Linked DNA regions of Homo sapiens: all the other regions are linked to region 2. The links are chromatin contacts, found by Hi-C or POLR2A ChIA-PET in ENCODE. All regions are on one chromosome and are shown on one strand. Each heading gives the region's core, a stretch centred on a gene start or an enhancer-like site at or near the end of the contact. The rest is flanking DNA. Distances are from core to core; before and after follow the strand shown. Region 1 has its middle 72 kb from the start of SP4. Region 2 holds the start of CYCS (cytochrome c, somatic). Region 3 holds the start of FKBP14 (FKBP prolyl isomerase 14).

Region 1 (3,923 bases), core at 283-2,782, 3.8 Mb before region 2:
GTTTTTTAGAGACCGGGTCTTGCTCTGTTACCCAGGCTGGTGTGCTGTGGTGCAATCATAGCTCACTGCAACCTGGAGCTTCTGGGCTCAAGCGATCCTCCCACCTCAGCCTCTCTAGTAGCTGCAACTACAGGCATATGACACCACACCTGGCTAATTTTTTTTTTTTTTTTCATTTTTTGTAGAGACAGGGTCTCCCTATCTCTAGGGCTAGGCTAGTCTCAAGCCATCCTGCCGCCTCATCCATTCTTTCTTCATTTGTTCTTCCTTTTCTCTTCCACCCATCATCCCTTCTTCCTGCCTCCTTCAATCGATTACTTGGTTAGTGTTTGTTGGGAAGTTAGTCAGTTCCAGGCAGTGGGCTAAACACAAACATGAAAAGATGGGGTCCTCGCTGTCGTCCTTTTCTGTTGTTGAGTAACAAATCACCCACAAATCTCGCAACTTAAACCAACACGCATTTATTACCTCCCCACTCAGTATACCAGAGAACAACCTGGTGTGGCAGGAATTTCTGCTCAGGGTCACCCATGGCCAGTATTCAGGTGTCAGCCGGGCTGGGAACTTAAGTGTAGGCTCTGAGGAGAAATCCACTTCCAAACCCATTCAGGTTATGACAGAGTACCCTACAGTTACAGGACTGAAGTGCTTTCCATCTGAGATCTGGGACCTGCCTCAGCTCTTTGAAGCCACTCACATTCCTTTTCCCATGGCTCCTCAATCTTTAAGCAGTAATAGTGCCAAATGACTATCGTGCTTCAAACCTGACTGCCTCTATTGTCATCAGCCAGAGAAAACTCCATTTTTAAAGATGTATGTTATTACATTGGGCCCACCAGGCTAATCCAGGCTGGTCTCCCTCTGTAACAAAACATAATCTCAAGCATGATAGCACATTCTGAAGTCCCAGGGACTCGGGAGGGACTTCACTGGGGGCCGCTTTAGAACTTCTGCCTACACATCTGCCATCAGGTGCTCACACAATACATACAAAAACAATAGCACTGCAATAAGATAATTGTACAAAAGAAAGTGCGGTAAACAAAATGTCACACATACATACAATGGAATACTATTCAGCCATAAAAAGGAAGAAAATTCTGACATGCTACAACATGGATGAACCTTGAGGACATTATGCTAAGTGAAATAAACCTATGATCCCACTTATTTGCAGTATCTAGAATAGGCAAATTCACAGAGACAGAAAACAGAATAGAGGTTTCCAGGCATTGGCGGGAAGAAGAATGAAGTTGTTGTTTGATAGTTATAGAGTTCTGTTTGGGATAATGAACGTGTTCTGGAAATGGATAGTGGTGACAGTCACACAGCATTGTGAACATACTTAAAAGTACTGAATCGTATACTTAAAAATGATTTACATGGTGAACTTCATGTTCTGTATATTTTACCACAATAACATAAAATTAAAGTGTTGAAAAAATAGACTGGAGGCATAAGAAAAGAACAGCATAACTTGCTTCCTGAAAGAGCAAAATGTCAGATTGGGCAGGAGATAAGATCAGATGGGTGTGGGTGAGAAGGGTGTGGACTGTGCGGTGGGAGGGACAATGTCATAATTTCAGTTCCCTTTTTGGTCACCACACAGCTAAGGTAACTTGATAATTTTGTCCAAACCTGCCTTCCTTTCTTGCACTAGCTGCCTGGAAAGCAAACCTTATTTAGCAATCACTAATAGTCCTAGAACTTTTGAGTGTTAATGATAGAGGTGTGAATCAAGTACCTGCTATTTATTAAGTGTCACGTTGGTGACCCCAAATTCACCTTGCTTCTAGGAAATAGAAAGAAGGAAACACAGAGACTGAGCACTATGCTGAGCACTGTGCTTCCTTACATAGCTTCAATGCTTCACAATGACAATGCAAGTTAAGTAGCCATGAAACTTGTTTTCCCCAGTTTTACCAATAAAACATTTGGGGTTGTGAAAGTCTGAATAATTGCCCGCATGTCAGGTAACAAAGAAAAGAAAGTACCTTCCCACCTGAGGGTCTTGTAATATGCTGTTCCCTCTACTTGGAATGCCTATCTACTTTCTCAACCTGTCACCACCACCACCATCATCTACACACACACACATCTGCTTAACATTCTGTATCTAATTCCTACCCATTAGTAAGCAAGGCTACCATATTCAGCTTTATAGATTGTGTGCTGCAAGAGTCCCAGGAGCACCATTCACGTAGACCACAATGTAAAAATGCCCTTGGAGTTGTGCAGTGCCCAACCTGCACAAACATACATGGCAAACCTCAGTCTCTCTCTCTTTTTTTTTTTTTTTTTTGGAGATGGAGTCTCGCTCTGTCACCCAGGCTGGAGTGCAGTGAGGCAGTGATGCAATTTCGGCTCACTGCAACCTCCGCCTCCTAGGTTCAAGTGATTCTTCTGCCTTGGCCTCCTGAGTAGCTGGGATTACAGGTGCCTGCCGTCATGCCCAGCTAACTTTTGTATTTTTAGTAGAGATGGGATTTCACTATGTTGACCAAGTTTGTCTCAAACTCCTGACCTCAAATGATCTGCCAGCCTCGGCCTCCCAAAGTGCTGGGATTACAGGCATGAGCCACTCTGCCCTGCCTATACATGGCAAACCTCTCTCAAAGTTTTGGCTTAGGTGTACTTCTATAGGTGGGCCGGGTTAGGTCTTCTCTCATATGCATCTGTATTCTTCTTTAAAGTATCTAGTACAAGCCCACTTAAATAGTTATTTGCATAATTAATATTTTATATATGACTTCCCTGCTAAACTGCAAGTTCAACAAAGGGAGAAATCACATCTGCTTAACTCTTTTTGAACAAAGAAATAAGATAGAGCTGGGTTTGTGTGAGTTCAAAGCAAGGATCTTCCAACTGTCACTTACTGGTGCCTGTGACTGATGCAGAAAAAGATATGGAACCCAGAGAATAATGTACTAACTCTTTCAAACTTAACTCTTGCTATTGTTCCTTCTTTCTGTAACATGTTAGATTAAGTTTGTTTTTTGTTTTTTGGGTTTTTTTGCAATTTTGATAAGGTGTCCATCATGGTGTTTAACATGCCTATATTATCTGCTAAGGGGGCATTCTACAGAGCCACATTTTATACTAGGTAACTTTACTGAATTGAATAGTGTCCCCCCAAAATTCAAGTCTGCTTGGAACCTCAGAAATGGGACCTTATTTGGAAATAGGGTTTTTGCATGTATAATTAGTTAAGACAAGGTCACCATGGATTAGGTTGCCCTAAATCCCATGATTGGTGTCTTAATAGAAGAGGAGACAGAGATCCAGGTACAACAACATTGGGGAAGGAAGACAGGAGGGAAGGAAGGGAAAGAAGGAGGGAAGAAGGCCATGTGATGACAGAGGCAAAGACAGGAGTGACGCAAGCTAAGGAACAAGACTTGTCAGCAACCACCAGAAGCTACAAAGAGGCAACAAAGGACTTCTCCAGAGCCTTTGGACAGAGAATGGTGCTGCCTACAATTGGATTTTGGAGTTCTAGCCTCTGGAACCATGAGAAAATAACTTTCTGTTGCTTTAAGCCACTCAGTTTCTGGTACTTTGCTAAAGCAACCCTACTTAGGATCAAAATAATCCTAGGTGCTATAGCAAATAAACCTCCAATTGTTAGTAGCTTAGTGATAGAATTTGAGACTCAGCAGTTATAACCTACAGTAGGTGTTCCAGGTATATTGGTGGCTGTTCTCCACATGGTGATTCAGTGATCCAGGCTTTTTAAATCTTGTGTTTCCACCACTTTCTAGGGCCCCTTTGTCTATGGAAACGGGAAAAGAGAGTTTAGAACACATATTAGCTGTTTAAGTTGTCTTGACTTAGACGTGACAAAAATTTCTGCTCACATTCCATTGTCAAGAACTGGTTAAATGGCCCCACTAGATAAAAGAGTAAATACAGGTGCTTTTGAG
Region 2 (4,285 bases), core at 1-2,500:
AAGAGACCATGGAGATTTGGCCCAGTCTTGTGCTTGCCTCCCTTTTCAACGGTGTGGCACTGGGAACACTTCATAATAAAAATCTTCTTGCCTTTCTCAACATCACCCATATTTAATTCTAAAAACGAAAGCTTCAACTTAGTAAATTTTTCCTCAGGTAACAAATACAGTGTAAATGAATGACCACTCTAGCCACTTAATTACCAATCCATTGCTAATTTATGTCATTAAATACCAGAATGAATCTTGTTTTGCTTTAATACTCTTTATACCAAATATTCTTTAATACCAAAAACATTTTTAGGAGTACCTCCTCAAAAACGTATTTTTGTGTGTATACGTGAAGGAACGTTAAAGCCCAAGCAAAGAGGGAACCTAATTCAAACTCCAGTTTCAGAAGAGACAATCATGGTCACGAAGTCACAGATCTGAAGCTCAAGGGCGAACACATTAAGCCAAAATCACCACAACCGCAACTTTTAAAAAGACCTAACCATTTAATCTTACTACAATGTAAAGCCACCTCTCCCTGAGGATAACGCAAAGCACACAAATGTTTAAAAAGCGGTCCTGGCTGTTTCTATCTGCCCAGGTCACAGGAGTAGCTTGACACTCGAACTTGTGAATGGGAGCTCAGGGGCAGGCTGCACGGTCCCCCGGGGACATCCCAACTCCCCTACCTGTGATCTCCTGGGGCGACCACGAGGTCACCCGTCCAGGTCGGTTTCAAGGTGATTGATGAAACTCCTTCTAGGATGTCAGAACGACTGACGGAAGAAACATGTGCCCACGAAAAGAACTGGCCCCTTATTAGAAGAGCAACAGCTTTTGCCCTCTGAAGAAGAACGTGAAGCTCTAAGCTTCGGCTTTCCAGGAGGGAAGTCTTGCCTATCATTTCCATAGCCCTTCAGCAACCACTACGGAAGAGGCCGCCTCCTCCTCGGATCTGTATCCAAGCCGCCTCCAGTCCCTGACCGAGACCATACCTGTCCCTAGTTAGGGCTCCGCCGCACCTCAAGCCGTTACTCGCCCAGCTCGGTCTGACCACAGTCCAGGGTCTTCACTCCCCGCCCTCCCACCCAGCGCGGGCTCCACTCGAATGCTCCCCGCTTGGGTTTCGGTCGCTCGCAAGTGCGCGCCTCCCACAGCTCTGCCTCTAACCAGGTGCGGCCTCCGCGACCCGCTCTCACCTCTTTTTAGTCGCTGGCACAACGAACACTCCCGCTCCGAAGCCGGACGTCCCCACTCTCTAAGTCCAAGGACACGCCGGTCCGCGCTTAAGTACCGGTGTAAGTGCAACCAAACTCGCTCCGCGCTCCCGCGCCCTGACGTGCGGCCGAGCTGGCGGCTACGCAGTAACGTCGCCGCACCTCATTGGCTCCAGTCCCAATGCCTGCGCCAAGGACCTGCGCGCGCATGCTGGCGAGCATGTTAGGGTGTACGGCGTGCGTGCCCTTCTTCTCGAGGCTTTTCCCGGCCGTTACGACAGGCCTTTGGTCGTACGACAACGAGGTGGTGTCGGGAGAGGTGACGTCACTCGCGGGCCTCTGTGCGCTTGCGTGTGCTGGAGGAGCGGGGAGGGTGGGGCGGAGTCGCTTGGTTGGTGCGTTGCCCTGCTAAAGTATCAGTTCTTGGGCGTGGTGATGTAATGAGCTTTGAGCAGGGCGTTTTGCCGGTCCAGGAAAAGACGCCCTAATTTTGGCGCACCTAGAGGTCTCCTAGCTACCATCTTGTCAGCAGGCGACCTTTACCCAGACTCTGTCCTACTACCACGGCTGGCGCCAACAGCATCCTAGAGGGACAGCCTGGAACCAGGAGTTACACGAGTTGGGCACCAGCTCGTGACCTTGTTCTAGTTCCACCTATACTCTGTTACTTTCAGTCACATTCCAGCTCTCCGCTTGATGGACGCCCCAAGACTGAGGAAGGTGCTGCATTTGCGGCAGAGACAGGATTATCCCTCTGGAACTGAAAAATAAAATTAAGAGGATGCAATGATAACATTTATGTACCTTTTAAAATTTTTATGAGTACGAAGTAGGTAAATATATATATATACTTAAGAGGTACATGAGATATTTTGATACAGGCATACAATGTATAATAATCACATCAGGGTAAACGGTCTATCCATCACCTCAAGCATTTATCCTTTTTTTCTGTTACAAGCAATCCAATTATACTTTTAGTTTGTTTAATGTACAATAAATTATTGTTGAGTGTAGTCACCCTGTTGTATTACTAGACCTTATTCATTCTTCTTCAGTGGCGCCATTTAATGTCTCAGCCCCCCAAGTAGCTGGGACTACGGGAGCAAACCACCACGCCCAGCTAATTTTTGTATTTTTAGTAGAGATGGGGTTTCACTATTTGGTCAGGCTGGTCTCGAACTCCTGACCTCAGGTGATTCACCCGCATCGGCCTCCCAAAGTGCTGGGATTACAGGTGTGAGCCACCACGCCCAGGGCAAATAATATTTTATAACCCATTGTTTTAAACTGATGACAACATAACATTGATTGCATAAACAAAAATCAAAGAGAAAACTAAGAAAAACTCTGCACTTTAACTTCACTCTCCCCACTTTTAAAACTTTTTCTTGTTTCTATTTATATATTATTATACTATGTCTTGAAAAGTTGTTATAGCTATTATTTTTGATAAGTTAGGTTAATCTCTAAGTCTTTCTACTCAAGATATGAACAGTTTACACACAATTACAGTATTATAATATTGTGTGTTTTTCTGTGTACTTACTATTAGTAGTGAGTTTTGTACCTTCAGGTGGTTTCTTATTGCTTACGAATGTCCTTTTCTTTCAGACTGAGGAACTCCCTTTAGCATTTCTTGTAGGACAGGTCTGGTGTTGATGAAATCCCTCAGCTTCTGTTTGCCTGGGAAAGTCTTTATTTCTCCCTCACATCTGAAGGATATTTTCACTGGATGTACTATTCTAGGATAAAAGTTTTTTCCCTCAGCACTTTAAATATGTAATGCCACTCCCTCCCGGCCTGTAAAGTTCCACTGATAAGTTTGCTGCCAGACTTATTAGAACTCCTTTTTATGTTATTTGTTTCTTTTCTCTTGCTTGCTTTTAGGATTCTTTCTTTATCCTGGATCTTTGGGAGTTTGATTATTAAATGTTTTGGGGTGTCTTCGTTGGGTTAAATCTGCTTGGTGTTTTATAACCTTCTTGTACTTGAATATTGATATCTTTCTCTAGGTTTGGGAAGTTCTCTGTCATTATCTCGCTGAATAAACTTTCTACCCTGATCTCTCTCTCTAGCTCCTCTTTATGGCCAGTAACTCTTAGATTTGCCCTTTGAAGCCAGTTTCTAGATCTTATAGGTGTACCTCATTCATTTTTATTCTTTTTTCTTTTGTCTCTTCTGAGTGTGTATTTTCAAATAGCCCATCTTCAAGCTCACTAATTCTTCCTTCTGTTTGATCAATTCTGCCTGTAAGGGACTGCATTTTTTAGTACGTTAATTGGATTTTTCAGCTTCAGAATTTCTGCTAGATTCTTTTTAATTGTTTTAATCTCTGTTAAATTTATCTTGTAGAATTCTGAATTTCTTCTCTGTGTTATCTTGAATTTTGTTGAGCTTCCTCAACACAGCTATTTTGAATTCTCTGTTTGAAAAGTCACATATCTCTTTCTCTCTGGAATTGGTCACTTGTGCCTTCATTAGTTTGTTTGGTGAGGTCGTGTTTACCAGGGTGGTCTTGATGCTTGTGGATTTTTGTTGGTGTCTGGGCACTGAAGAGTTAGGTATTTATTATTGTCTTCACAGTCTGGGCTTTTTATTTTTTTGTATCCACCCTTCTTGGGATGGCTTTCCAAGTATTTGAAGGGACTTGGGTGTTGTGATCTAAGTCTTTGGTCACTGCAGCTATATCTGCATTAGGGGCCATCCGAAGCTCAGTAAAACTATAGCTTTTGCAGACTTGTAGGGGTATGACATTTGTGGTCTTGGGTAAGATCCAGGAGAATTACCTGGATTACCAGGCAGAGACTCTGTTCTCTTATCTTACTTTCACCCAAACAAATGGAGTCTCTGCACTGAGCTGTCTGGAGCTAGGGGAGAGGTGACACAAGCACCCTTGTGGCTGCCTCCACTGTGACTGTGCTAGGAGAGACCTGATGCCAACATAGCACTGGGTCTGGTCCAAGGCTTGCAGTGACCACTGTCTAGCTACAGTAGCTTATGTTTCCTCAAGGCCTGCATTCAGAAGCTGGTGAATTCAGCCAGCCTTGTGTCCTTCCTATCAGGGCAACAAGTTC
Region 3 (4,136 bases), core at 1,427-3,926, 4.9 Mb after region 2:
ACTACATACAGGGAGGCTTAAGGGCTGAGTAATGCCTGATCCCTACCTAGCTCCCTTTCAGTGCAATAAGGAAAATATTCTATTCAAGGATATCTTGTAGGTGAGAAAAAGAAGTCACTGTACTACGCTTCATGAGTACCATGGTTACTAAATCTGGGTAATGCCATTTTTTCCTGTAATTTTGCCCAATGATCAAAGTAACAAAATGCCAACTGTAGAAAATTTGGGAAGGCTAGAAATGAAAAAAGAAGCAGGAAACATTCTACTACTCATCACTGACTACAATTTTAGCACAGTTCTTCTTAGGGCTAAGCAATTTATCCCATAGGCTATGGTTCTAGAGATGGCAAACGTGCTTACAAACTGATCATTTGATGGTATTTCTTTTTCTTCAGAGCGGAGTCTCGCTCTGTTGCCCAGGCTGGAGTGCAGCGGCGCAATCTTGGCTCACTGCAGCCTCCGCCTCCTGGGTTCAAGCGATTCTCCTGCCTCAGCCTCCTGAGTAGCTGGGATTACAGGTGCCCACCACGCCCAGATAACTTTTGTATTTTTAGTAGAGACGGGGTTTCACCATGTTGGCCAGGATGGTCTCAAACTCCTGACCTCGCGATCTGCCTGCCTCGGCCTCCCAAAGTGCTGGGATTACAGGCGTGAGCCACCACGCCCAGCCAATTTGATGGTATTTCTTCATGAAGTTTACAGTTAGCAGCTTCTGACCATTTACATGGAGGCTGCATGATAACAGTCCCCTCATCAGGTATTAGAACTTAGTAGCAAACTGCTAAATAATATTCCATGGCTACCACCAAAGTCAGCACAGGTTTTTGGTTCAGAAATCTGAAAGAAGTCAGGCTGAGTCTAAAAGAGATCAGACTAAAAATAACAATATAACTGAATTTTCAAAATGCAAATCACATCATTTAATATCCACCGTGGCACTCACCTAGTTGACAAGAAGAAAGGGCTGTTGAGAATTCTAAGGCAAGCCATTTTTCTGGAACTTTTTCCCAGGGCTAACAGTTTAGAGAAGAGCCCCATTCATTTCCCCAACCCTCAAGACAGACCAGGTCTGAATGCCCAGTAAAGGCAGTTTATTAGAAAATCAGGTGGAGGATGGGCTATGAAGATTTACTGTTTTAATTCATGTTATTCCCTCTACCTACAACATCCTTCCCTACTTTCCCCCTGGAAACCTCCACCCATCTTCCAAGGTTCATTTCAATTATGGTCTCTGGGAAGTCTTTCCCTTTCCCCACCCCATGGAGCCTAACTACTTCAGGCCCAGTTACGCTTTGCTAGCACTTTGAATATTCTGTACCCTATATCATTGCATTATTTACTTGTCTTTCTCCCACCTGTAGATGGTGTATACTGTTAGAGGACAAGAACCTGCTTCTAGCCATCTTTGCGTCTCCAGGACCTGACTTGTGACCATTCAATAAGAGTTTGATAGATGGACAGACTAATGAATAGATGAAGATGATTAGAAGCCAAAATTTCTGAATCTTCCTAGCACCCAGAACATGGCTTAACATCAAGGAAATGCTCACTAAATACTGTCATAATGGAATGAATGGAACCGATGCCTAATTGAAAATCATTAGGCTGTAAACCATTTCCATGTTCCAATTTCTTCGTTTATAGAACAGAAATGATAGTGTAACCACCTGAAAATCCTTCACCTAGACTTCCAAAACCACACCCACCTCATCAATGAAGTCTGACTCTCTAGAAAGAAGCAAATGACTGAAATCATGGTCCTGTGCCTTGACCAAAATACCATTCGTCAGAACAAAAGAAGTAGGTCAGTGAAACGGCATTAGTATATCCTTCAACAGGCAAATAAGTGATAGTGTAGTTTGCTTTTGAAGTCGCTGTGAAAAGTTTTAGGTGAACATCACCTACACCACATTAAAAATGGAATCAAGTCATTTTCTTTAAGAAATGGAGTTTGAGATATGAGAATTCTTTTGGGCTTTTTCTACTTATTGGCCAATTATACACCCAGATATATTTCTGCAATATTTCAAAGATTCTAGTTCTAATTTGTATAATAAAAAAAATTAACAGCCTTTTCCAGACCACATGTTTCCAACAAGACCTTCAAAGGCCTCGCTCGCTATATAAAACTGGCTTTAAACAATTTCCTTTCCCAAAGAAGGAAATAAGATATTTCGGTTTTGTAAAAGAGGCAAAACCAGGTACAGGCCACCTTTCCTGCTGGAGAGCTGGCATAAGTGAGTGGATTCTTAATTACTATTTTACCTGCGGGGCATAATTACTTACGTGGAGTGAAATAAGGAGCCGTCCTTTTCTAAGTAGCCTTCATAGTGGACCAACATCAAATCCCCTCCTTTGGTCTTGCGATGGCAGATGAATGGCTTCTGGAGAACTTCAATTTTCACTTCTGGTTCAGGGATCAAAGCCCCAATCAAAGAAGTGACGAACAGAGTCAAGACCGCGTTCCACAAGAAAAGCCTCATGTTGCTGAAGCAAGGAAAGAAGTCCCTACAAAAGCAGCGAAAGGTCCCTCGACTTCATAGATTTAAGAACGTAGTTCAAGGCTTACGGACAAGGGCTTCAGACAAGTTCAGGACTCCCCCTTCTTAGAAGACGTGGCACATTTACCACCAACTCTTTTCTCAAGGGTCACGAACCTACCTTTAAAGAGTTAAGCCCAAATGCCGGCCTGACTGGCTCTTATAACGCGGCCGCCTGGGAATAGCAGCCTCCCATTGGCTATTGGTGCTGTCCTTCAGGCAGCTCTCAAGCCAATGACGCTGCAACGATGGAATTTACAGCCCGGTAGAGCCGGGCAGCTGCCAAGCGGCGGATCATCCCTTGTGGTCCTAGAGCCCGGTGGATTTCAGCATTCAACCAGCGTGGATTTTGGGAGAGGGGCGGGGCGCAGAGCCAACCGGAAACTCCTCCGGCTGATTTATCTCTGTGAAGAACCCTGCTGAGAGACGTAGGAAGAGTCCCGGGGCCCTATGAAATCTTCGGGGTTCCAGGAAAGACTCGTTTACTCTCGCCGTTGGAGAGCGGCCCCCCAAGATGCCACAATCCTAGGATTTTGCTATTGCTTATAAACTGTAAAGACTGACATACTGCTTGAGGGTTCACAAAGCGCGTTCCCGTTGCATGAACCTCACTACACCCAGTAAGGCAGGTTCTTTTTTCCCATTTAAAAGAGAAGTAAATTTACACCAGGAGATATTAACTGTCCTGCTTAAGGTTGTTTGGCCCCGAAGCAAATGAGCTCTGCCTTCAAACCAGGTCTGATTCATTCCACAGCACCACGTCATGTTATGGCTGCTAATAATTTATCCCTTAAGTTACCTTACAGGGTAAATAATGAGTTTCGACTTGCAGACTTCCGCTTTAAAGAAGAAATGGTAATCATGGTTACGAATTACACAGCCTCATCGTAGTTTACATTTTCTAGTTTTACATTTTTTGCCTAAGTTCAAAAGTAATGCATGTTCATTGAAGTCATTTTGGAAGAAATTGGAAAGCACTAAAGTAAGATTTCCAGATAATATTGGGGAGTCGAATCAAGTTGGAATTTCAGATACATAACGAATAATGGTTTTGCATTTTTATTTACTAAATCAGGCAACTTTAAAGAAAAAGAAAGCTCGCCGATACCACCACCAGCCGCAAACAATCCTCTTAATATTTTGGTGCATGCTTCTGTGACATATACTTAAAGCGATTTAAATCGTATTGTAGTCTTTTCTCACCTCCTCTTTCCACTTAATCTGTAGTTAACATTTTTTCTGGTCTAATAACCTTAACACAGTGCATATCCGCACTCTATGTGCATAGGAATCCCCCTGAAGATCTTGTTTAAAATGCAGATTTTGATCTGGAGGTCTGGGGTGGGTGCAAGATTCTGCATTTCTAACAAGCTCTTAGGTGATGTCAGTGCTCCGGGTCAGTAGATCAACACTTCCATAGTGAGACCTTAGAGTCTGGACAACATCTGTTTACACTGGCCTCATAGTATTCTACCCTGAAATTCCAATAATCTCTTTACGCCCTGTTATTGGTTACCTCAAGTGTGTGAGATCAATTAGGCAGCTTTGGAACAAGAATAGGGACTAGAACTCAGGAGGTATCGTGAGAGGTCACGT

What was found. A loop is a pair of places that touch in the nucleus more often than their neighbours do. ChIA-PET counts read pairs that join two places held with the same protein, here RNA polymerase II (POLR2A). Pooled maps may share reads with other maps.
Region 1: a loop to region 2 is called in a pooled map, with 6 times the contacts of the local background. The contact joins the enhancer-like site here to the promoter of CYCS in region 2. A Hi-C loop is called at or near these places in 2 of 37 single-sample maps with no recorded cell type and 3 of 50 pooled maps.
Region 3: a map of CD8-positive, alpha-beta T cell shows a loop between it and region 2 (10-fold over the local background). The contact joins the promoter of FKBP14 here to the promoter of CYCS in region 2. A Hi-C loop is called at or near these places in 1 of 168 maps with a recorded cell type or tissue (CD8-positive, alpha-beta T cell) and 13 of 50 pooled maps. POLR2A ChIA-PET finds 5 or more read pairs at or near these places in 1 of 52 experiments (T-cell).

The regions. Positions count from the first base shown.
Region 1 is chr7:21,353,964-21,357,886 of GRCh38, forward strand. No RefSeq gene overlaps it. Among named protein-coding and RNA genes, the nearest start is that of SP4, 72 kb to the right of the region's middle. RefSeq lists an enhancer at 1,393-1,442. Within about 2 kb of position 1,533, at least 5 of the 41 ENCODE cell types and tissues checked have a DNase peak (open chromatin) inside an H3K27ac peak, as active enhancers do.
Region 2 is chr7:25,124,010-25,128,294 of GRCh38, forward strand. It overlaps CYCS (cytochrome c, somatic), which reads right to left and starts at 1,251. Exons shown (of 3, transcript NM_018947.6): 1 at 1,191-1,251; 2 at 1-118. The coding sequence starts at 110. It also overlaps a transcript of SPMIP4 not described here. RefSeq lists enhancers at 176-720, 721-1,264, 1,412-1,661.
Region 3 is chr7:30,024,026-30,028,161 of GRCh38, forward strand. It overlaps FKBP14 (FKBP prolyl isomerase 14), which reads right to left and starts at 2,677. Exons shown (of 4, transcript NM_017946.4): 1 at 2,287-2,677. The coding sequence starts at 2,483. FKBP14-AS1 (FKBP14 antisense RNA 1) reads left to right here. Exons shown (of 3, transcript NR_187577.1): 3 at 1,362-3,216. RefSeq lists an enhancer at 2,933-3,082.